6 separate regions of the Homo sapiens genome follow, and regions 1, 3, 4, 5 and 6 are each linked to region 2. The links are chromatin loops, found by intact Hi-C in ENCODE. Cell type or tissue: GM12878. All regions are shown on one strand.

Region 1 (4,000 bases), 87 kb after region 2:
CCCAACACCCGGGACTGTTGCTAGGGAACCTGGGGAGGCTGGCCCCCTGGTGGGGGGCCCTGGAACTTGGGGTGGGGGAGCATGACCCCACGTGGCTGTAGCCATGGTAACCAGGTAACAGGAGAGGGGGCTGCAACCTCCCATTCCAGAGGCAGGCAAGTGACTCCCCACCAGGACTGACAGGCAGGTCTTAGTGACAAGAGTTGGAGGAGAGAAAAGGGGATTAGCCATCCTCAAATCCGCACCATGCACGCATCTTAACAACCCAGGGAACAGCAAGTCTTCATTAGGCGTTCCACTTAACAGACAAGGAAACCAAGGCTCAGAGAGGTAAGGTTACTTGCCCGAGGTCACACAGCTAGGGAGGGACAGAAACAGGATGTGAACCCAAGTTTATCTGAACAATTAAAGTAGTGCTAATAACCACAACAGCCACGACACATGCCAGGCCCTGTGCACCTTAGTCACATCACGTCGCTGGCTCCTGCAAACATCCCTAACAGTGGGGGGCCATCATCAACCCGATTTAGAGATAAGGAAACTGAGGCTGCAAGCTGGGAGTGAATCTGCAGGCTCACTCAACAACCAATAACAGCCCTGAGCTGAGAATCCACGGGCTGTCTGACTCATACCCACAGCCACAATAGCAGCTGGCATTTGTGGAGTGCTTCCTAGGTGCCAGCCTTCGCCTGAATCGAGTAAGCCTTGGAGGCACTCAAGCGGTCACCCCTATTTTCCAGGGCAGGAAACTGAGGCTCAGAAAGGGAGAACTGGTTGTCTGAGGACACAAGGCAAACCAGCTGGCCATGTCAGCATTGGAACCCAGGACTGTGGAGCCCCTGGCACCTCACTGTAGATTGTAGTGACCAAGGAACAGAGGTGGTAGGCATTTCATTAGACTCCAAATTGGAGTTCTGGCCCATAGTGATGATGCGGGGTGGTCTCTGTGAGGGAGGGATCTGCAAGATGAGGAAGGGACAGATATAAATCTCTCTGATGGTGTGTGTGTGTGGGGGGGTCTGTCGGAGGTGAGGGAAACAGGGGGAAGGGGAACAGGGACCTGGCAGAAGGATTTGGAGAAAGCCACAAAGATCCCAGGTGGGGAGAAGTCTAGGATTGGGTGGTGGGCAGGTCTTTGGAAGTGATCAGTGATCAGAGACACAGGAGATGGGGAGGGGCCTCTCTGGGAAGCAGTGTAGGGGCAGGGGGCGCCTGGGAATGGTGGAAAGTGACAAAGCCATGGGGGCAGTGGAAGTCAGAGGCCAGGAATCCCTGGGTCTTGGGGAAGCTCCTAGGAATCAGAGAAGGGGGCTTCTAGGAGAAGTCCTTGAAACCAGAGAAGGGTCTGGGGGGCCTGGAAGTATGGGGTAGGAACTTCTTGGGCAAGGAGCAGCCCAGATGAATAAAGGCTGAGCCCTGGGGAAGGTCAAGGGGTCTAGAAATTTGGGGAGAAAGCTTCCAGCAGATTGACCCAAGGGAAAAGGGCTTGAAACCAGGGCAAGACGAGAGGCTTCAGGTCCAGGAGTTTTCTGGAAGAAGGATCTGGGGCCAGGCCCTGTAGCTGAGGAAGGCCTCTGAAGCTGAGGAGGGGGCTTCCTTGGAAGGCCAGACTCCCAGCAAGGAAGGGGGAGGCCCTGGGGCAGGAGAAAGGACGGTGGTTTGTGGGGAAGGGGTCTGAGTTTGGCCTAGCAGGGGGTCCAGAGGTTGGGGGTTGGGGAAGGGGCTGCCTGAAGCTGAGAAGTTGATAGAGGGCGGATGAGGCCTGGAGTCAGACTGGTCCAGGGCCTAGAAATACCAGCCTGGGTGAGGTGAGGGCCTAGAAGTTGGAGGCCAAGGCTTCCTGGGAGAGGAAGAGACCAGAAAGGGTCCAGGTGGCATCTGGGGGCCCCGGGGTGCTGGGATCTAGGGACAGGGCTGCTTGGAAGATGGGGACCAGGCCTGGGACGGGAGAGACCTTGAAGAAGCCAGAAAAGGGCCGGGGCCCAGGAGAGGTGGAAACCAGCTTCCTGCCAGGGGCTGCCCACAGGCGCCCTGGGTGCGTCCTGGAGGGGCAGAGGGCTGGGAATAAGAGGAGGGGGGCTCCTGGGGAGCCGGCACCCAGCCCCAGACAGGGAAGGCCGGAGCCAGAGGCAGGACTGGGCCAGGCCCTGCTGAGAGTGCCAGGGCCGGGCCTTGGGGGGTCAGGGGCCCTGCAAATCCGGGAGGGGGCGAGGTGTCGGACGCGGACGGCCTGGAGGGGAAACGGCTTAGCACAGGCAAGAGAAGGGAGGGGCTCCTGGAAGCAGGGGAAGGGGCTTCCTGGAGGGAACAGACCCGAGCGGAAGCGGTCTGCACGGGGACAAGAGAGGGGTCCCGAGAGAGGGGCGCCCCCAGGGGTCGGGCTGGGCTGGAAAAGGTGGGGAGGGTGGAGAGGCCTGGAAGTCCGGGAGGGGTCGAGAGGTGACGAGCCGGGTCGGGCCCAGGAAACGAGGGTAGGGGCTCGCGGGGCGAGGGGTACAACGGGGAGAAGGGTTTGGCGGCTGGACCCAGCCAGGGCTCCCCAAGGGGCCGGGCCCCACTCACCGTGTCCGAGTTCCGATCGTTGCCCGGGGCCAGCACCGTCCGCGAAGACATCTTCTCCGGGTCCCGGGGGGCAGGGGCGGCCGGGTGGGGGGGGCGGGGGTCCCAGGGTCCCCTCTCTTCCCCTCCCCCCCCGCCGGCCTGGGGACGCGAGCTCAAAAGCTGGGCGCCGAGAACGCCCGGGTCCGCGCGGCGGGAGAGGGGGCAGGGCGGGGGAGGGGAAGGGACGCCGAGGGTCCTAGTGGCCCCGTGCAGCGGGGACCCCGGGCGCCATGGGGGCGGCGGGCAGGCGGGCGGGCGGGGGCCGCGGAGGGGGCGCGGAGCCGGCCCAAGCGGCGGCGGAGGGAGGCGGTGGAGGGGCTGGGGAGGGAGGAAGGGACGTCAGGGGGAGGGGCGGGCAGGGCGGGGCGCCGGGACCCCGCCCCCCGCCGCCGGCCCTTAAAGGCGCAGGCCCGGGCTGGTCGGGGCGCCGGGGGCTCCGGGGGCTCCGGGGGCGGAGGCGGGTCTGGGCACGCCGGCGGGGAGCGTGTTCTCGCCCGAGACGAGAGGCGCACTGGAGAGGAGAGAAGGGGAGAGAGAGGCCGGGGCAGAGCGCCAGAGACGCAGAGAGAGAGATCGAGAGACGTAGAGATAGAGAGACACGAAGAGAGAGAGACGAGTTACAAAAGGGTGGAGAGGCGCAAGGAGATGAAGGAAGAGCCAGATGACAGAGAGAGAGAGACGCAGGGAGACAGAGACAGAGAGACCCAGAGACGCAGAGGGACAAAGACTGAGAGAGACCCCACACACACACAGGGAGAGACAAAGAGATACAGAGACGCAGAGATCTGTGAAGAGATAGAGATAAAGGGACTGAGCCAGAGAAGACCCCAGAGGCGCTGCCCACATTGTCCCTCCCCCTGGCCCATTCTCTCCCCAGTTGGCGGGGGGGAGCGGGGGAAGCTCTCCCCTCGGAGGCCTAAGGGTGGGGTGGGTGAAGGGGATGGTGTGCGGGGCTTGGCCACTGCTGAGGGCTCAGTGACCTCCCTAGTCAGGCTGCCTCCACTCAGCCACATAGATCCAGACCCGCAGGTTGGGGCTGCAGCATCCACTCCTTTGCACCCCAGCTGGGGTGTGGGGACCCTCTCTGTCCACCTGTATGACCCGGGGCAAGCACTTGCCCTTTCTGGGCTTCACTTTCCCAGTTTGTAAAGTGAAAGGAAGAATCCGTGTGTTGCTCACTGGCAGGTGCGAAGGAACCCTGTGCAGGTATTCGCCTGCAGGGCACAGCCACTCCCCATGCGGGCAGGCTGAGACCAGAGAGGACAAGAGCCTCTCGGAGGCCACACAGCGCTGTGGGGACCATCCATGCTCTGTGGACCAGGGTGGGATGAAAGAAAGACAGGCATTACATAGTCTTGGCCTGGGAGTCACATGGTTTTGGGAAGGGGTCTGTGCCCTG
Region 2 (4,000 bases):
GCCGCACCAACTTACCCTGGCCTGCCCAGCCCCGCGCACCAGGCTCACCCGCAGTCACAAGGGCCCCCTCCCTCTCCCTCCCAGGCCCCGCCCCGTCCTCGCTGTTTACCTGCGCTGGGGTGGGGGGCATGGGACCCCAGCCAGGCCTCCAGATCCCGGAGAGCCCCAGGACGGGGCAGGGGGCATCCGGGAGCCCCAAGGCCCTTCCCCGTCTCAGGGCGAGCGGGCCCAGGGTTGCCCCCGCCCCCCATCATCGCGGCTCTCCGAGAGTCCCGCGCCCCACTCCCGGCACCCACCTGACCGCGGGCGGCTCCGGCCCCGCTTCGCCCCACTGCGATCAGTCGCGTCCCGCAGGCCAGGCACGCCCCGCCGCTCCCGCTGCGCCGGGCGTCTGGGACCTCGGGCGGCTCCTCCGAGGGGCGGGGCAGCCGGGAGCCACGCCCCCGCAGGTGAGCCGGCCACGCCCACCGCCCGTGGGAAGTTCAGCCTCGGGGCTCCAGCCCCGCGGGAATGGCAGAACTTCGCACGCGGAACTGGTAACCTCCAGGACACCTCGAATCAGGGTGATTGTAGCGCAGGGGCCTTGGCCAAGCTAAAACTTTGGAAACTTTAGATCCCAGACAGGTGGCTTTCTTGCAGTGCCTGCCCCAGAGCCTTTTCCTTGGTTGTGTGGCCTGCTTCGATCTCTCTTCCCACAGATCTCATCGTCTTTAGGTCTCTTCTCAAAGGCCACCTCCTCCGGCAGGCCTTCCCTGATTGCCCCCTTCTAAATGGCACCCTTCCACCAAAACATTACATACTCCTCTTGATTTTGTTCACAAAACTTTTCAGGGCCTAAAATTACCTTATTTATTTATTGAGAGGGAGTCTCGCTCCGTCACCCAGGCTGGAGTGCAGTAGCGCGATCTCGGCTCACTGCAACCTCCACCTCCCAAGTTCAAGCGATTCTCCCATCTCAGTCTCCCGAGTAGCTGCGACTACAAGTGTCTGCCACCACGCCCGGCTACTTTTTATATTTCTAGTAGAGACGGGGTTTCGCCATGTCGGCCAGGCTGGTCTCAAACTCCTGACCTCAAGTGATCCTCCCGCCTCGGCCTCCCAAAGTTCTGGGATTACAGGAGTGAGCCACCGCCCCCGGCCCCTAAAGTTATTTTATATAACATATATCACATCATTATGTTATGTTATATATTATGTTATTGGCAAGGGAATGTGATATCTAAGAATTGGGCTCAGGGTTCAAATTTGATTCCGGCACTTACTTGCTGTGCAGGCCTTGGGCAAGTAACTTAACCTCTCTGTGCCTCAGTTTCCCTAGTCAATAAAATATAAATAGTCTAAGGCTTTGAGAATTGAATGTTAACTAATACAGGGACAGTACTTTTTTTTTTTTTTTTTTTTTTTTGAGACACAGTCTCGCTGTGTTACCCAGGCTGGAGTACAATGGCGCTATCTTATCTTGGCTCACTGCAACTCCTGGGTTCAAGTCATTCTCCTGTCTCAGCCTCCCGAGTAGCTGGGATTACAGGCGCCCGCCACCATGCCCAGCTAATTTTTCCATTTTTAGTAGAGACGGGGTTTCCCCATGTTAGCCAGGCTGATCTCGAACTCCTGACCTTAGGTGATCTGCCCACCTCGACCTCCCAAAGTGCTGGAATTACAGGCGTGAGCCACCGCGCCTGGCCAGGACAGTACTTTTATCAGGGCCTCGCAAATAGAAAGTACTTAGTAAATACTCGCTACTGACTGTATATTATGGGTTCACTTTTTCTCCTCTACTATATAAGCTCTGAGGGCAGGGCTGTATATTGTCAGCACTGTTATCTTCAGCAAGAGCTTGATGCAAAGTCGGTGCTCAATAAATTGTGACTGAATGAAGGAATCAAGTCCTAGAATAGTAAGCTGGCCAAAGCTGGGAGGACACGATTCTAATATAACTTGAGGACGGCGCAGTGGCTCACACCTGTAATCCCAGCACTTTGGGAGGCCGAGGGGGCTGGATCACTTGAGGTCAGGAGTTCGAGACCAGCCTGGCCAACATGGTGAAACCCTATCTCTACTAAAAATACAAAATTAGCCGGGTGTGGTAGCGCACGCCTGTAATCCCAGCTACTTGGGAGGCTGAGGCAGGCGAATCGCTTGAACCCCAGAGGCAGAGGTTGCAGTGAGCCGAGATCACACCATTACACTCCTGCCTGGGCAACAAGAGCGAAACTCCATCTCAAAAATAAATAAATGCATACATACATACATGGCTCAATGCGCGCGGTACCCCGGTCACTACACTATGAAATGCTTCCAGCAGAGGGCGCTGCTGGTCCGTGGACCAAACTCCAGACTCGGCACAGCTCCGCGCTCCCTCCGAATTGCAGCCAACGTGCCCTCTACTTCCCTGTTGTCTGAGCCCCAGTGCTGATGCTTCCTCCTCCAGGAAGCCCTTTCTTATTTCCCAGGTTTCCAGGCTCTTGGGCTCCCACATCCAGCCCTGCCAACTCTGGGTCATCAGTGTGGGGAGACAGGTCAGTCCCATATTAGACTATGAGCCCCAAGAAGGGAGGAGGCGGCCAGGGGCCATGTCAGTCTCCACTGTGTCCCCAGTGCCACCTAGCACAGGCCCAACGCAGAGAAGGCATTTGGGAGAATAGGTGCTGATTGAATCATGGAAATAAAAATTCAAACTCATATCCTAACTACTCCAGCATTTTTTTTTTTTTAAGACAGTCTTGCTCTGTTGCCCAGGCTGGAGTGCAGTGGCACGATCTTGGCTCATTGTGTAACCTCCGCTTCCCAGGTTCAAGCGATTCTCCCGCCCCAGCCTCCCAAGCAGCTGGGATTACAGGCACCCACCATCATGCCTTGCTAATTTTTATATTTTTGTAGAAATGGAGTTTCCCATGTTGGCCAGGCTGGTCTTGAACTCTTGACCTCAGGTGATCCACCCACTTCGGCCTCCCAGAGTGCTGGGATTATAGGCGTCAGCCACCATGCCCGGCCTACTCTAGCTTTTTTAAAAGACAGGTGTCACTCTGTCACCCAGGCTGGAGTGCAGTGGCAGTCGTAACTCACTGCAGCCTTGATTTCCCGGGTTTAAGCAATGCTCCCTCCTCAGCCTCCCAAGTCCCAGGTAGCTGGGACTACAAATGCACCACCATACCCAGCTACTTTTTGTTGTTTTTTGTAAAGATGGGGGTCTCCCTATATTGCCCAGGCTGGTTTTGAACTCCTGACCTCAAGCGATCCTCCTGCCTTGGCCTCCCAAAGTCCTGGGATTACAGGCATGAGCCACTGTGCCAAGCTCCAGCTATTTCTTTCTTTCTTCCTTTTTTTAATTAAGACAGCATCTCACTGGGAGTGGTGGCTCATGCCTATAATCCCAGCACTTTGGGAGGCCTAGGAGGGCGGATCACCTGAGATCAGGAGGGCGGATCACCTGAGATCAGGAGGGCGAGACCAGCCTGACCAATATGATGAAACCGTGTCTCTACTAAAATTACAAAAATTAGCCGGGCTTGGTGGCATGGGCCTGTAATTCCAGCTTGTCAGGAGGCTAAGACAGGAGAATCACTTGAACCAGGGAGGCGGAGGTTGCAGTGAGCCAAGATGGCGTCATTGCACTCCAGCCTGGGCAACAAGAGCAAAACTCCATCCCCTAAAAAAAAAAAAAAAAAGACAGTGTCTCTGTTGCCCAGGCTGGAGTGCAATGGCATGATCTCGGCTCACTGAAACCTCCATCTCCCGGGTTCAAATGATTCTCCTGCCTCAGCCTCCAGAGTAGCTGGGATTACAGGTGTGCACCATCACGCCCAGGTAATTTTTATATTTTTAGTATAGACAGGGTTTCGCCATGTTGGCCAGGCTGGTCTCGAACTCCTGACCTCAGGTGATCTACCCGCCTCGGCCTTCCAAAGTGCTAGCTCCAGCTATTTCAACAGCACAGGATCGAGGGGCAGCAGAGCCTTCCCCCTGCCCCCCATTTTTTTGGCCTCACGACGCTGGACAT
Region 3 (4,000 bases), 430 kb after region 2:
ATCCTAGTGGTATGCGCCTGTAGTCTCAGCTACTGGAAAGGCTGAGGCGGGAGGATCACTTATCACTTGAGTCCAGGAGGTGGAGGCTGCAGTGAGCTGTGATGGCGGGTGACAGGGTGAGACCTTTCCCTGCCCCCTAAAAAAGAAAGAGGGGCAGAGGCCGGGCATGGTGGCTCAGGCCTGTAATCTCAGCACTTTGGGAGGCCGGCGGGTGGATCACTTGGTCAGGAGTTTGAGACCTGCCTGGCCAACATGGTGAAAGCTCGTCTCTACTAAAAATACAAAAATTAGCCGGGTGTGGTGGTGTGAGCCTGTAATCCCAGCTACTGAGGCAGCAGAATCGCTTGAACCCAAGAGGCAGAGGTTGCAGTGAGCCAAGATCGTGCCACTGCACTCTAGCCTGGGTGACAGAGCCAGACTCCGTCTAAAAAAAAAAAAAAGGGCAGAGAGAAAGATACACACAGACACAGATGGAGAGGAGGGGGCTGAGAATTGTGTGGCCAGTATGTGGGCAGAAAGAGAAACTGAGGCTGGGGCTTAGAGGAAATCACAGGGGGAGGCCAGCAGATGCGTGAAACTTGGTGAATCTTTATTAAACTAGGGTCCACCCCAGGAGGACGGCTGGGGCGGGGACAGGGTCTCCCGCTGCAGGCTGCGCGGAGGCAGGAGGCACGGGGTGGCGTGGGGTCGCATGGCTGCAGGCTTCGGCGTTCAGTGATTGTCGCTGGGCACAGGGGCGGCGCTGGTGCCCACGGCAGCCTGCACCTTCTCCACCAGCCCGGCCCACTGGCGCTGCATGTCTTCCACCAGGGGCTCGAACCAGCTCTTGAGGCGGGCCTGGAAGGCCTCGGCCTGCAGGCGTATCTGCTGGGCCTGCTCCTCCAGCTTGGCGCGCACCTCCGCCACCTGCTCCTTCACCTCGTCCAGGCGGTCGCGGGTCCGGCTGCCCATCTCCTCCATCCGCGCGCGCAGCCGCTCGCCCCAGGCCTGGGCCCGCTCCTGTAGCGGCTGGCCGGCCAGGGAGCCCACAGTGGCGGCCCGCACGCGGCCCTGTTCCACCAGGGGCCCCAGGCGCTCGCGGATGGCGCTGAGGCCGCGCTCGGCGCCCTCGCGGGCCCCGGCCTGGTACACTGCCAGGCGCTTCTGCAGGTCATCGGCATCGCGGAGGAGCCGCTTACGCAGCTTGCGCAGGTGGGAGGCGAGGCGCACCCGCAGCTCCTCGGTGCTCTGGCCGAGCATGGCCTGCACCTCGCCGCGGTACTGCACCAGGCGGCCGCACACGTCCTCCATGTCCGCGCCCAGCCGGGCCTGCGCCGCCTGCAGCTCCTTGGACAGCCGTGCCCGCGTCTCCTCCGCCACCGGGGTCAGTTGTTCCTCCAGTTCCGATTTGTAGGCCTTCAACTCCTTCATGGTCTCGTCCATCAGCGCCCTGCGGCCGAGAGGGCGGGAGGGTGTCGCACAGTGGGAGGCGGGGAGAAGGGCTGGGATGGGGCGGGCGAGATGGGGATGAGCCAGAGAGACCCAAGAGGGAGAGAAGGAACGGGGCAGAGGCCGAGAGAAGGAGACAGAGACAGATGCAGAGAGCAGATGCAGAGGGCAGAGGCAGAGACGAAGAAGGAGCTAGGAGGCCGGGCAAGGTGGCTCATGCCTCTAATCCCAGCACTTTGGGAGGCCGAGGCGGGAGGATCGCTTGAGCCCAGAAGTTCAAGACCAGCCTGGGCAACACAGTGAGACCCCATCTCTCTGTCTCTATATAAAAGAGCTAGGGAAGGACAGAGACAGAGCCAGGACGAGTGTGAGAGACTGAGTCAGAAGGGAAGAGAGAGAGACAAAGCTGAGAGAGAGAATTCCAGAGAGCTAAAGCCAGGAGTCAGAAATGGGAAGAGGAAGCTAGAACCAGCAGAGACCCAGGCCCCCCAAGACTTAGCGACAGGGGCAGAATGAAACCTGGACCTGGGGAGGTATAGCCGCCCACCAGGAGGGTCAAGGGCCAGGATGGGGACACTCACCTCAGTTCCTGGGTGACCTGGGAGCTGAGCAGCTCCTCCTGCACCTGCTCAGACAGTGTCTGCACCCAGCGCAGGTAATCCCAAAAGCGACCCAGTGCCAGTTCCCAGCGCTGGCCGCTCTGCCACTCGGTCTGCTGGCGCAGCTCGGGCTCCGGCTCTGTCTCCACCGCTTGCTCCACCTTGGCCTGGCATCCTGTGTGGAACAAGTTCAAGGTGGGTCAGGGTCCTTCTGACCCCGTCCAGGCATCTAGTACCTAGGGGCACACAGAAGGTGCTCCACAAATGCTTCTTTGGAGCCATGGTGGGCAGGGTGAGGGGGGAGTCGGTTTAATCACTTGGAAAGCATTATGTATTTATAAACAGGGTCTTGCTCTGTCACCCAGGCTGGAGTGCAGCGGCCTGAACATGGTTCACTGCAACCTTGACCTTCTGGGCTCAAGCGATCCTCCTGCCTCAGCCTCCTGAGTAGCTGAGAGCACAGGTGTGTGGCACCATGCCTGGCTAATTTTTGTATTTTTAGTAGAGACAGGGTCTCACTATGTTGCCCAGGCTGGTGTTGAACTCCTGGGCTCAAGTGATCCTCCCACCTTGGCCTCCCAAAGTGCTGGGATTACAGGGGTGAGCCACCGCGCCCAGCGGAAAAGCATGTATTGAGTGTCCTTGTGTGCCCCAGGCAGGGCTGTGTGGGGGTGATGGAGAATAAAGATCACAGCTGCCCCGTGTCTGGTATTCACTATCTGCCTGCAATGCATTAGAAACCTCTAACTCCCAGCCAGGTGCGGTGGCTCACGCCTGTAATCCCAGCACTTTGGGAGATCGAAACGGGCAGATCACCTGAGGTCAGGAGTTCCAGACCAGCCTGGCCAACATGGTGAAACCCCGTCTCTACTGAAAATACAAAAAAGTTAGTCGGGTGTGGTGGCATGTGCCTGTAGTCCCAGCTACTTGGGAGGCTGAGGCAGGAGAATGGCGTGGACCTGGGAGGCGGAGCTTGCAGTGAGCCGAGATCCCGCCACTGCACTCCAGCCTGGGCGACAGAGCGAGACTTCATCTCAAAAAAACAAAACAACAACAACAAACAACAACAACAAAACAACTTCTAACTCCTATCTCAAGGATGGGGGAAACCGAGGCCCAGAGAGCGTCAAATCGCTGTTCAGAGCCAGGAAGCAGCACAGAAGCCTCAGAAGAGGGGGCCCAGGGTCTGCCTGAATGGGGCCAGGAGGTTGAGGTGAGGATGAGAGGGGGAGGAGCGGGGGGAACCGAGCAAGCCCCGCCCCCATACCTGCCAGGAATGTGACCAGCAACGCAGCCCACAGAACCTTCATCTTCCTGCCTGTGATTGGCCAGTCTGGGGAAGGAGAAACTGTCAATCAACCGCCAGTGAGGACTCCTCCCACCCCCAGCCCGGCCCCAACCCGGCCTCACCCCAGGTTAGCCTTCCAAGCCTTGTTGCATTATCTGCAACAGCCTAATCCCAGCACATTTACCAAGCCGCCCCCAACCCATTCCCTATTTAACTCCCTCCTGGTCTTCTCTTATCTCCCCATCCCCAGGTCGGCCTCCATAGAAAATTCCATCTTCCTCTCCCGGGGTTCAAATTCCATCCCCCCACCCCCTCCCCACCGCCGGTTCCATCTCAGTCCCAGTCTCGCATTCCTCATTCTCCCTTCACATTCTAAGCTCCAACCTCACAGTTAAGCGCCGTGTTCCATTTATGAGCTAATTCAGTCCTCATTTTAAAGTTCTCCAATCGACGGCTAGCTACCGTGTCGCTGCCCCTGGCTCCCCAGTTATGGAGATCTGAGGACACTGGGGACACCCAGTAGGTGCTCGATAAATGATAGTGACAACTCGTGGAGTCCTGCTATGGCTTACATCCCAGTCCAGCTGCTCTCCCCACCCCACCTTCTAGCGGGTCGGGTCGTCTCTGCTGCCCAGCCCTTCCCAGGTCCAGTCCCCTGCTGCTTGCCTCACCCCCGCTCCTCCTC
Region 4 (4,000 bases), 150 kb after region 2:
GAATAATAACACAGAACTTCCCAAATCTACAGAAGGATATCGGTATTCAAATGTAAGAAGGTTATAGAACACCAAGCAGATTTAACCCAAAGAAGACTACCTGCCGGGCGTGGTGGCTCACGCCTGTAATCCCAACACTTTGGGCGGGCGGATCACCTGAGATCGGGAGTTTGAGACCAGCCTGGCCAACATGGAGAAACCCCATCTCTACTAAAAAATACCAAAAAAAAAAAAAAAAAAGCCAGGCTTGGTGGCACATGCCTATAATCTCAGCTATTCGGGAGGCTTAGGCAGGAGAATCACTTGAACCTGGGAGGTAGAGGTTGTGGTGAGGTGAGATCGCACCATTACACTCCAGCCTGGGCAACAAGAGCGAAACTCCGTCTCAAAAAAAGAAAAAAAAAAAAAAGAAGACTACCTCAAGTCCTTTAATAATCAAACTCCCAAAGGTCAAGGATAAAGAAAGAATCCTAAAAGCAGCAAGACAGAAGTAACAAATAACATTCAATGGCGCTCTGGCTGGGTGCAGTGGCACATACTTGTAATCCCAGCACTTTGGGAGGCCAAGGTGTGTGGATCACTTGAGGTCAGGAGTTTGAGACGAGGCTGGCCAACATGGTGAAACCTTATCTCTATTAAAAATATAAAAATTAGCCAGTGGGGTTGGGGAGGTGGCAGAGGAGGGGATGGATGGTTAATGGGTACAAAAATAATAATTAGAAAGAACAGCCGGGCACAGTGACTCATGCCTGTAATCCCAGCACTTTGGGAGCCCAAGGCGGGAGGATCACCTGAGGTCAGGAGTTTGAGACTAGCCAGGCCAACATGGTGAAACCCCATCTCTACTACAAATACAAAAATTAGCTGGGCAGAGGCAGAGGTTGCAGTGAGCAGAGATCACGCCACTGCACCCCAGCCTGGGCAACAGAGCAAGACTCTGCCTCAAAATAGTAATAATAATAATAGGCTGGGAGTGTTGGCTCATGCCTGTAATCCCAGCACCTTGGGAGGCCAAGGTGGGTGGATCACCTGAGGTCAGGAGTTCGAGACCAGTCTGACCAACGTGGTGAAACCCCGTCTCTACTAAATATAAAAAATTAGCCAGGCATGGGGGCGCGTGCCTGTAATCCCAGCTACTTGGGAGGCTGAGGCAGGAGAATTGCTTGAACAAGGGAGTCACAGGTTGCAATGAGCCAAGAATGCACCATTGCACTCCAGCCTGGGCAACAAGAGTGAAACTCTGTCTCAAATAATAATAATAATAATAATAATAATAATAATAATAATTAGAAAGAATGAATAAGATCTACTATTTGACAGCACATCCGGGTGACTAGTTGTACATTTTAAAGTAACTAAAAGAAGCCGGGCGCTGTGGCTCACACCTGTAATCCCAGCACTTTGGGAGGCTGAGATGGGGGACTGCTTGAGGCCAAGAGTTCTGTACAAGCCTGGTCAACATGGCAGAGACTATCTCTATTAAAAAGAAAAAAAATAACGAAAAGGGTGTAATTGACCAGTTGCGGTGGCTCATGCCTATAATCCCAGCACTCTGGGAGGCTGAGGCAGGCAGATCACCTGAGGTTGGGAGTTCGAGACCAGCCTGGCCAACATGGTGAAACCTTGACTCTACTAAAAATACAAAAATTAGTCGGACATAGTGGCATACACTTGTAATCCCAGCTACTCGGGAGGCCGAGGCAGGAGAATTGCTTGAACCCAGGAGGCAGAGGTTGCAGTGAGCTGAGATCACGCTGCTGCACTCCAGCCTGGGCGACAGAGTGAGGCTCTCTCTCAAAAAAAAATGTGTAATTGGATTGTAACATAGAGTAAATGCTTGAGGGAGTGGATACCCCATTTTCTATGTTGTAATTGTTACATATTGCATGCCTGTATCAAAACATCTCATAATGTACCCCATAAATATATACATCTACTATGTACCCACAAAAAATTAAAAAATTAAAAAAAAATAAAGTGCACGGGAGGGTATGCATAGGTTATGTGCACATACTAGGCCATTTTGTATTAGGGTCTGGGGCATCAGTGGGGGTCCTGGAAGGAATCCCCCACAGGTACCCAAGTGAGGACTTTACCTTTGTATATTACGCGAGTTTTCCAACAGAGGGCAGTAAAGAGTTGGAGGAAGAGGTGCCAGGTGGGCTAGGACTCTGTTTCACTCTGGCGACATTCTCACAGTCGAGCAGCTTCCTCAAGCGTCCCTGCGCATACAGCATGCCACATTGTTCACTGGGCGAGAGGGAACAGGCTGTGTCACCCCAACAGTCCCAAGGAGACCAGATGGGGCCAGGTGAAGGGTGATCACAAAGGGCCCTGGGTCAGTGTGCGATGCCTGCAGCTTGGCGGGGCTCCCCAAGCAGGTGTGGGGACATACCCAGCATCTCAATCTCTAGGCCCTGCAGCTCTGCCTTAATGGCCCCAAAGATCTCCAAGCCTCCAGCGAAGTTGGCCACAATGACTCCTGTGGTCCTGCTGTGAAGCCGCTCTGGAAAGAGAGGTGTTGGGGAGTCAGGCCCTTAACCGAGGTCGCCCCCAATCGTGTCCCCTCCCTAGCCCCTGGCCCTGTCCCTCCCATGGCCCCAGCCCCCATCCCTGTCCCAGTTCCATTCTAGATTCTGCTCTTGGCTGGACATCAGCTCCAGCCCCTGACCCTGACCCTGACCCCTGCCCCAGTCCCTATCCTGGAATTCTCCCAGCCTGGTCCTCCTGGCCTCCACCCATCTCCTTTGCCTCCTGCTCCAACTAGCTCAGGTTTCTACTGATGAGGATGATGTTCAGACCTCTCCAGTGGAGCTGCAGGGGATTCATTCATTAAGTCAACAAATAGTGACTGCCTGCTGACTGCCTGTTATACAATGTTGCTATAGGCACTGCCCATACAGAGCTGAGTGCCAGAGAAAAACAAAATTGCAAAGGCTCTGTCTGGCAGCTTAGAGGACAGCCCAGAGTCCAGTATTACTCAGTGAAGTGGCCAGTTGTCTATGAGCTCAGCGAGATGGACCCAGGACCAGATCATAGGGCCTCCAATGTCCCAGTAAAGACTGTGGTGTTGAGGCTGGGTGTGGTGGCTCATGCCTGTAACCCTAGCACTTTTTTTTTGTTGTTGTTGTTGAGACGGAGTCTCACTCTATCGCCCAGGCCGGAGTGCAGTTGCATGATCTCTGCTCACTGCAACCTCCACGTCCCAGGTTCAAGTGATCATTCTGCCTCAGCCTCCTGAGTAGCTGGGATTACAGGTGCGTGCCACCACACTGGACTAATTTTTGTATTTTTAGTAGAGACACGGTTTCACCGTGTTGGCCAGGCTGGTTTCGAACTACTGACCTCAGGTGATCTGCCTGCCTCAGCCTCCCAAAGTACTGGGATTACAGGCTGGGCATGGTGGCTCACTTTAGGAGGCCGAGGTAGGAGGATTGCTTGAGCCCAGGAGTTCAAGACCAGCCTGAGCAACGTAGTGAGATCCCATCTCTAAAATAATAATAATAATAATATACGATTTGGCTTTTATTCTCAGTGACAACAGAAGTCCAATAATTCAAGTGTTTGCCACTTCCTTCATTCATATCTTCATTCAAAATGTGTTTACTGTGCACCTGCTCTTTGCTAGTGGTGCTGGGGACACAGAGTGACCAGGACAGACCCAGTCTCACCCCCTCCCATGCACCCTCCACTCAGTAGCCAGAGGTTTCTTTTTTTTTATTTTGAGACAGAGTCTTGCTGTGTTGCCCAGGCTGGAGTGCAGTGGCGCAATCTTGGCTCACTGCAATGTTCGCCTCCCAGGTTTAAGTGATTCTCCCGCCTCAGCCTCCTGAGTAGCTGGAATTACAGGTGCACACCACCACGCCCAGAATGATTTTTGTATTGTCAGTAGAGACGGGGGTTTCACCATGTTGGCCAGGCTGGTTTCGAACTTCTGACCTCAGGTGATCCATCTGCCTTGGCCTCCAAAGGCCTGGGATTACAGGCATGAGCCACCGCA
Region 5 (4,000 bases), 140 kb before region 2:
GAGGATCACTTGAGCTTGGGAGGTCGAGGCTGCAGTGAGCCGTTTTTGCGCCACTGCATTCCAGCCTGGGTGACAAAGTAAGATCCTGTCTGGAAGAAGAATGAAAAAAAGACAGTGATGATATTCTTTTATTCATTCCACAAACATTTACTGAACATCTGCTATGTTCTCAAGCACTTTTTAGGCACTAGAGATACAGCAATGATCAAAAATAAAGTGCATAGTTTCATGGTGCTGATATTCTACAGAAGCAGACAGACGGTAAGCAAATAGACACAGAAAATGGCAGGTGGTGATCAGAGTGGTGGGGAAATGTCTAGCAGGGTAAGGGGATAGAGTGACAGAGCTCGCTTTTTAAAAATTTTTATTTTATTTATTATTATTATTACTTTTATTTGGAGATGGAGTTTTGCTCTTTTCACCAAGGCTGGAGTACAATGGCACCATCTCAGCTCACTGCAACCTCTGCCTCCCCGGTTCAAGCGGTTCTCCTGCCTCAAACTCCCGAGTAGCTGGGATTACAGGCGTGAGCCACTATGCCTGACTAATTTTTGTATCATTCGTGGAGACGGGGTTTCACCATGTTGGCCAGGCTGGCCTCGAACTCCTGACCTCAGGTGATCCACCCGCCTCGGCCTCCCAAAGTTCTGGGATTACAGGCCCTGAGCCACCGATCCCAGCCACTAGCTATTTTATTTATTTATTATTTATTGAGACGGAGCCTCGCTCTGTCCCCCAGGCTGGAGTGCAGTGGAGCAATCTCAGCTCACTGCAAGCTCCGCCTCCCGGGTTCACTCCATTCTCCTGCCTCAGGCTCCCGAGTAGCTGGGACTACAGGCGCCCGCCACCACGCCCAGCTAATGTTTTGTATTTTTAGTAGAGACAAGGTTTCACCGTGTTAGCCAGGATGGTCTCCATCTCCTGATCTCGTGATCCACCCGCTTTGGCATCCCAAAGTGCTGGGGTTACAGGCGTGAGCTACCGCGCCCGGCCGCCACTCGCTATTTTAAACTGGGATCAGGGAAGGCCCCACTGAGTGCTGGTCACTCAGTGAGTTTTTGGTATTGACATTTGATCAGATGACAGAGTGAAGGGAGGCGATGAGCCATGGGAACATGTGAAGAGGAGATCCAGGCTAGGGGATCGGCAAGCACAAAGTCCCTGTGGTGGTAGCATGATCCATGTGTGCAGCAAGACATCTGTGTGCCTAAATCCAATAATATCCAAGGGAAGAGGAGTATGTGAGACAGGGTCAGAGGGACCAAAGGGGCTGGATTACAGGGATTTGTAAAGCAGGGTGAGTACTTTGACTTTTACTCTGAAATGGAAGTCATGGGAGAGTTTCATGCAGGAGAATGGTATTGTCAAAGAATCACTGACTTAGAATATTGAATAATTTTTCGTGATGAGTACACCTAAAAGCCCAGATTTCACCACGATGCAATCAACATATGCATGTAGAAATCGGCACCTGTACCTCCTAAATATGTAAAAATTTAAGAAAAAAGAATCACCTTTTTTGTAATAAAAATTGTAACACAAGTTCGATTTCCCTAAGTGGATGGGCTGTTTTAACCGGAATATGGTACTATCCGTTTCTGAGTCTGTCTCAGTTTCTCCAACCATAAAACGCAAGTGCAGAAATTGGTTATGTCTAGTGTTTAAACTCAATCGGGACAGGATGTCTGTCGTCACCAGCACCGAGACAGTTCCTGGGACTCAGTAGACGCTCAATAAACGTTTGAATGAACGCGGAGCTCCATCGGCCTACGCAATTCCATAAAAGAACAGCAGGTGTCGCACCAGCCCTATAGCCGCCTGCTCAGAGCCTTTGGGGCCAGGGTGAATCAGACTCTAACAGGAACCCACTCACCACTCCTCCGCAGAAAGAGAATTCGGAATTTTCCGAGAAGGCGCTTCTGAATGCCGAATCATGAATCTCTCCTCTTAAAAAGCTGACTTTTCATTTTGGAAAAAGGGGGTCCTGGGCCCTTTAACAGCTTGCCAGGTGCTCAAACGCTGCTTCCCAGAATGCGTGGCGCTATGTAAATGAGACGGTTTGGGGAGCGAGGATGATTCATACTATATGAAGTGAAGGCAACGTTTTACAAGGACATCTCTCACGATAAATGAGTGGGGAGAACTTATAGCCCTTGAAGTCAACCATCTCACACCTTTCCAAAGGACGCGACCATAACTCTAAAAGGTAAGCTTTTGCGATCCTTATATAGCTGCGCGGGAATAAGGTTGTCCTGCCCGGATGATCCTCAGTGGTCTGGGGTGCAGGCTTCAAACCTGTAGCTGTCTAGCGACAGAGTGGTTCAATTCCACCTTTCGGGCGGTAGTAACTAAGCGCCTTAAATCTTACTTATCGAACCGGACTTCTTTTGCTTGTTGCCCGGGAGGCGCTCCTCCAGCCTGCACCTGGAGAGGTCGCTGCGGCCTTCCGCATCGCAAACTCATTCTCTGTCACTCCGATCTCTGATTGTCGTTACTTATTTCCCCCTCCGGAGTATAAAAACCCACTCCAAAAGACGGAGAAAAAGTCATCTACCCAGTTCTGGGATATTGGCAGTTTGGAAATTATCCTAGATCTCTCCCCTTCAATTGCTTACTCATTCAGTCGTTTGCTCACTCATTTATTTAATCACGCATGCCGTGATTAATCAGTCAAATACTTGCCCATTTGTTCATCTGTCATTCACTCATCAAACAAGCATTTGCTGAGGACGCAGCGGTGGGTGACAGCCCTGGCCTTGGTCTCCTGGTGCAGTCAGCCCAGTGGGGGAGACAAACATTAAGCCATCATGTAATTACACACTTAATTAACAACTACAAAGGGGATAACGGCTGCAAAGGGAATAGAAAAGTGAGGCCCTCTCATAAGGAGAGCTGAGCTGGTCGGGTGTCATGGGAACATTAGGGCAGACCCTTGAAGGATGGGGGTGAATATTATGGGATATCGAGGGTTCAGGCTGACCCCAATAAAGATGATGGGGGTAATGATAATTGCACCGTCACTCTGCACTTACTGCTGGCATGCACAAGCCTTGCAACTCCTCTTAACAGCCCCCATTCTACAGATGAGGAAATGGAGGCTCAGGGAGATGAAGTCTGTTGTCCAAGGCAACCCAGCCTTTTTTCTTTTTTCTCTCTCTTTCTTTCTTTCTTTCTTTCTTTTTTTTTTTTTTTTTTTTTTAATTTTACTTTAAAAACTGCTCCTTGTAGAGCAGGGTTAACTCATAGGCAGTGTCTTTTTTTTTTTTTCCTTTTTTTTTTTTTTTTTGAGACAGGGTCTTACTCTGTCACCGAAAGTGGAGTGCAGCGGTACGATCATAGCTCACTGCAGCCTCAAACTTCCAGGCTCAAGCAATCCTCCCACCTCAGCCTCCTGAGTAGCTGGGACCATAGGTGCGTGCCACCACTCCCAGCCTCACTCAGACCACTTGACCCATGCTATTTATTACTGCCCTGTATTTTCCTTCCCAAGCCGGCTGCTCACCAAGCCCAACTGTCCTGCCTCCCGAGTGTCTCCTGAATCCTTCCCCTCCTCTCTGTCCCATGTCCCTGGCCCTGTTCTGGACTCCTCCTCACCCCACCCTGCAGGGTCCCCACCCCACTTCCTCCCTGGTCTCCTGCTCAGTCTCACTCCTCTCCCTTCCAGTCACGCTCAGTCTGGGGCCAGAGGGGTCTTTCCTAAATCACAAACCTGCCCCTGCCCCTCTCGTGTTCAAAACCTGCAATAGCTCCCCAGTGCCCTGAAGAAAAGATCTAAACTCCTTAGCCTGGGAATGTCATTATAGTACCTGCAGAATCTGGTCTCTACTAACCCCTCTCTCCACACCCGTGGTTCCAGTCTCCACGAATCTCTGAGTTTTCTCTTTTTTTTCTTTCTTTTTTTTTTTTTTTTGAGACAGAGTCTCGCTGTGTTGCCCAGGCTGGAGTGCAGTGGCACAATCTCAGCTCACTGCAATGTCCACTTTCCAGGTTCAAGCGATTC
Region 6 (4,000 bases), 200 kb after region 2:
GAGGGAGTCTGTGCAAAGGCTGTGAGGCAGGAAATGAGCCTGGGAAGATGGCAAGGCTGGGCACAGGAGGCTTCTTGGTGAAGGCAGGGCCTGGGGCCCAGCACCCAGTCAGAACCCACCGTCCCGCAGATGCCAGCACCCGCGCTCTGAGCTTACACACATCACCTGCAGGGTGGGTGCTGCAGGGCTGGTCTGAACCAGGCCGATGGGGTCCAAGGACCCACCCTCTCAGCTGCCACACTGAGCAGCCACCCTTCCTGGGACCTGACAAGCCCCTCTTCTGGAATGTTCCAGAGAACCTACCCTAACTCCAGTGAACACTGATGGACAAGGAGCGTGGTTGCTTCCAGCACAGCTGAGGGTACAACAGCCCGAGGACAGGCAACCCTGGAACCCTCGGAACGAGCGGTGCTTCACTGACTAGGCGCCAGGCCGGGGCCCACAGGAGAGGTGCCGAGGGAGGGGGCTGGGGGACCGGCAGGGTGGGAGAGCGACCAAATGGAAAACCAGCAGGTACCCCTCAATAGCCACCTTGCCAACGCACAGAAAAGGCCAGGAAATGCCGAGTGGCCAACAACGGGGGTTCCCGAGGAGGGGGCCTTGGGGCAAGAGATAAGAGGTGGATTTGGCTTTTCAGATCTGTAGTATTTTTATTTTTTTAAATCTGAGGATATGTGTTATTTCTGTAATTCTGACTTTTATGAATATGCTGGGCATGGTGGCTCATGCCTGTAATCTCAGCATTTTAGGAGGCTGAGGTGGGCAGATCACCTGAGGTCAGGAGTTTGAGACCAGTCTGGCCAACATGGCGAAACCCCGTCTCTACTAAAAATACAAAAAAAATTAGCTGGGCATGGTGGCGTGCACATGTAATCCCAGCTACTTGGGAGGCTGAGGCAGGAGAATCGCTTGAACCCAGGAGGCAGAGGTTGCAGTGAGCCGAAATGGCGCCACTGTACTCCAGCCTGGGAGACAAAAGCGAGACTCCATCTCAAAAAAAAAAAAAAAAAAAAAAAAAGAATACATAAATTTTGTAATTCAGACTCACAAGAATCGTAGATATGCCTCTTCCCCAGGGAACAGCGTTTCTTTTGGGGCTGACAGATACCTGAATGTCTTACTTTATAGAATTCTGTGCTCTTCAAATTTATGAAGAAACTGATTCATTCTCTAGCTGAGCAGCAGGCTTTCAAAGATGTATTCATGAACACCTGGGGCTGGGGAGTGGGAGGCCCTCTCCTGCTGGGCTGGTTCCACCCTAGGGCCCCCCTTGACACCCACACCGGACGCACCCACCCTGTCCCGCCCATACCTGCAGCTGCCTGAGGAGCTTGGGGATCTGCCTGCAGTTCAGCTTCTGGCAGGCCTGCTTGTAGGCGCCGATGACCTCGTCCACGGTCACATTCTGGGCTGCAGGCACAGGGGACCCAGGCCTGTGACTGTCCACACCCCGAGTCCTTCATGGGGCTCCACCCACTCCCGCCCTAAGGCCTCTGCCCATACTGCCCTCTTCAGCCCTCCCCCAACAACAGGCTGCCTGAGCTCTGTCCTCCCTTTCAGGCCCCCCGCTGGCCACTGCCCGAGGTAAAGTGCCCTTGGGCACCCCCACCCCAAGTCACCACTGCCCTCCACGCCTCACCTCCGCTCCAAGCACCTTCACACAAATACACAATGAACAGCACACAATCTTTCTACACATCAGCCACCTCCCCTACTAGCCCGGGAGCCCAGGAGGACAGGACTGGGGCTGTCTTGGTCACCACCATGTCTCCAACACTGTCTCGGTGTTTTGTTTGTTTTTGAGACAGGGTCTCACTCTGTTGCTCAGGCTGAAGTAAAGTGGTGAGAACATGGCTCACTGCAGCCTTGACCTCCCAGGCTCAAGCATCCTCCCGAGCAGCAGAGACCAAACGCTTGCACTGTCACGCCCAGATCATTTTTATTTCTGGTGGAGATGGGGTGTCACTATGTTGCCCAGGCTGGTCTCGAACTCCTGGGCTTCAGCAATCCTTCTGCCTCAGCCTCCCAAAGTGCTGGGATTACAGGTATGAGCCACTGTACTTGGTCCTTGGTTTGTTTTTTTTTTTTTTGTATTTTTGTATTTTTGGGTGAAAGAATGAATCCTCACTTCAACCCTATGAGGAAACCAAGCTCAGAGAAACAACCTTGCCCAAGATCACACACCTGGTATATATGCGAGCCGGGCTTTGAACTCAGCTCTCAACTACAATGCCACGTGCCTCTCAGGATCCCCACTCCCAAAACACTCTCAACAGCTAAACATCGCCGTACGCTATTCAGGGCCCGGCCCCTTGACGCAGGACACAGAAGCAGTTGGAAGAGACAGGCCTGGTCCCGGGTGTTCCCAGGCTAACAGGCAGTGGCTCCCAGCATGAATGAAGGGACGTAGCCCAAACCCAACAGCTGCAGCCCCGGTCCCTGGAGGGCCACAGCCGCCACCATGCGGAAGGGAGGGCTGGGCTTTCTATCTACACAGATTTGCCTTTTCTGGACATTTCATTAAAATGGAATTGAAACTGTGTGGCCTTCTGCGGTTGGCTTCTCTTACTGAGCATAATGAGCGTGAGTTTCAGTCCCTTTATACTGCTGAAGAGTAATTATAGGATGTGCTGCGTTGTGTTTGCCCATTCACCAGCTGACAGGAATTTGTACTGTTTCCAGTTTTTGGCTATTAGAGCTTGGATTTTACCTCAGGGTGACCAGCGGAGCAGGAAGGAAAGGCTAGGAGCAGAAGAGGGAGAGGTCAGGACTGGCCGTTAGAAAGATCTTCGGGCCAGCAGATATTGGGCATGGAGATGCCACAATGGGCAGGGAAGGGGGCCAGGAAGAGGGCTTGCTGGCAGCTTCTTGGGGGGGGGGCCCCTCGCCCTGCTGCCAATCCGCTGCTGCTGGACGCAGTGGGAGTCCCTGAGAGAGCTCCCAGTCCAGTAATATCTCCGTGTGGACTCCTCCTCCTGCCACCCTGCTAGGCCAGGGGCTCTGGACCCCTGGTCTCATCAAGCACTGCCCCATTTTCTAGGGGAAGAAGCTGAGGTCTGGGTAAAGTATGGTGTCTCCCTGGGACCAGGTGGCTGGTCCAGAGCAGAGTCTAACATCAGACCCTGGGACTCCGCTCTGGCCACTGTGCTGGGTGGCGGTGGGTTGCTGAACTGCGGTGCTGGAGGAAAGAAGCCGACAGAGGCCAGCCGCCAGCCTCCCCAGAGGTCAGGCCTGGTCCCTGCCTGAGCACTTCCTCCTCCTTGGGGGTGGAGGCCTGGGAGGAGCTGCAGGGGATCAGCTGATGGCAGGTGCCCCTCTTGCAGACAGAAAGGGAGCTGTCTGACAAAGGCCCATGTGCTTGGTGACCCTGGAGCTCTAGTGGGGACCGGAGCTTGCCCTGCCTGGGAAGGCAGCCCCCAGGACTGCAGCAGCTACCCCAAGCCATGGACAAGCCCATGCATGCCCTGGTCTTAACCATTTGACCCCCAAAGGGCCCACGAACTTGAGGGGAGACACTTATCTCTTTATTTTCATGAATGGAACTGAAATTTAGCATTTCCTTCTTATTAACAGAGGCCAAAAGAGAGAGAGAAAAGAAACAGTGTTTAGCAGACCTTGAGACTGACATGAAAAGAAACGACAGATATTTTCCCATTGCATCAAGTTACTGCAGATTCTGAATGCCCATCACTACTCTGAGACTGAAGGCCTTATTACAGCTGCTGCTACATCCTATCGCTTCACATGTCAATTCAGTGAGGAAGAGCATTTAGCTAATGATATTCCAACTGGCATCCTTTGCAATCCTATTTAATGTTTCGCCTTAAAAATCATCATTCCAGGCCAGGCATGGTGGCTCATGCCTGTAATCCCAGCACTTTGGAAGGCTGAGGTGGACGGATCACTTGAGGTCAGGATTTCAAGACCAGCCGGGGCAACACGGCGAAACTCAGCCTCTACTAAAAATACAAAAATTAGCTGGGTGTGGTGGCACGCTCCT

Evidence for each region. Peaks named below come from ENCODE experiments on the same cell type or tissue, not always from the same donor. Only the 100,000 strongest peaks of a DNase experiment are listed, where the experiment ranks them.
Region 1: it touches region 2 in a loop (5-fold over the local background); 44 of 110 quality-filtered maps call a loop at or near these places.
Region 3: it touches region 2 in a loop (7-fold over the local background); 23 of 110 quality-filtered maps call a loop at or near these places.
Region 4: it touches region 2 in a loop (5-fold over the local background); 14 of 110 quality-filtered maps call a loop at or near these places.
Region 5: it touches region 2 in a loop (8-fold over the local background); 4 of 110 quality-filtered maps call a loop at or near these places.
Region 6: it touches region 2 in a loop (5-fold over the local background); 2 of 110 quality-filtered maps call a loop at or near these places.

The regions. Positions count from the first base shown.
Region 1 is chr19:45,250,202-45,254,201 of GRCh38, reverse strand. It overlaps MARK4 (microtubule affinity regulating kinase 4), which reads right to left and starts at 2,931. Exons shown (of 17, transcript NM_001199867.2): 1 at 2,563-2,931. The coding sequence starts at 2,613. RefSeq lists an enhancer at 1,467-2,023 and silencers at 2,497-2,646, 2,877-3,256. In GM12878, no CTCF peak of the experiment used is centred here; no DNase peak of the experiment used is centred here; H3K4me3 peaks cover 3,175 bases; H3K27ac peaks cover 1,093 bases.
Region 2 is chr19:45,337,143-45,341,142 of GRCh38, reverse strand. KLC3 (kinesin light chain 3) reads right to left here and starts at 393. Exons shown (of 13, transcript NM_177417.3): 1 at 297-393. RefSeq lists a silencer at 408-497. In GM12878, a CTCF peak has its summit at 2,310 (motif pointing right); a DNase peak (open chromatin) is centred at 2,312; H3K4me3 peaks cover 610 bases.
Region 3 is chr19:44,905,962-44,909,961 of GRCh38, reverse strand. APOE (apolipoprotein E) reads right to left here. Exons shown (of 4, transcript NM_000041.4): 2 at 3,295-3,360; 3 at 2,010-2,202; 4 at 569-1,429. The coding sequence starts at 3,337. The coding sequence ends at 712. Among named protein-coding and RNA genes, the nearest start is that of APOE, 2.2 kb to the right of the region's middle. RefSeq lists an enhancer at 2,442-3,244. In GM12878, no CTCF peak of the experiment used is centred here; no DNase peak of the experiment used is centred here.
Region 4 is chr19:45,185,837-45,189,836 of GRCh38, reverse strand. It overlaps a transcript of BLOC1S3 not described here. Among named protein-coding and RNA genes, the nearest start is that of BLOC1S3, 9.1 kb to the right of the region's middle. RefSeq lists silencers at 2,211-2,260, 2,772-3,066 and an enhancer at 2,351-2,440. In GM12878, a CTCF peak has its summit at 2,128 (motif pointing right); a DNase peak (open chromatin) is centred at 2,174.
Region 5 is chr19:45,476,942-45,480,941 of GRCh38, reverse strand. TRU-TCA1-1 (tRNA-SeC (anticodon TCA) 1-1) reads left to right here and starts at 2,255; the gene lies at 2,255-2,341. In GM12878, CTCF peaks have their summits at 1,799 (motif pointing right) and 2,428; DNase peaks (open chromatin) are centred at 1,891 and 2,351; H3K4me3 peaks cover 1,371 bases; H3K27ac peaks cover 679 bases.
Region 6 is chr19:45,135,924-45,139,923 of GRCh38, reverse strand. It overlaps PPP1R37 (protein phosphatase 1 regulatory subunit 37), which reads right to left. Exons shown (of 13, transcript NM_019121.2): 2 at 1,313-1,410. Among named protein-coding and RNA genes, the nearest start is that of NKPD1, 23 kb to the left of the region's middle. RefSeq lists enhancers at 1,464-2,036, 2,215-2,314, 3,921-4,000 and a silencer at 3,586-3,786. In GM12878, a CTCF peak has its summit at 2,453; a DNase peak (open chromatin) is centred at 2,533; H3K4me3 peaks cover 1,317 bases; H3K27ac peaks cover 2,824 bases.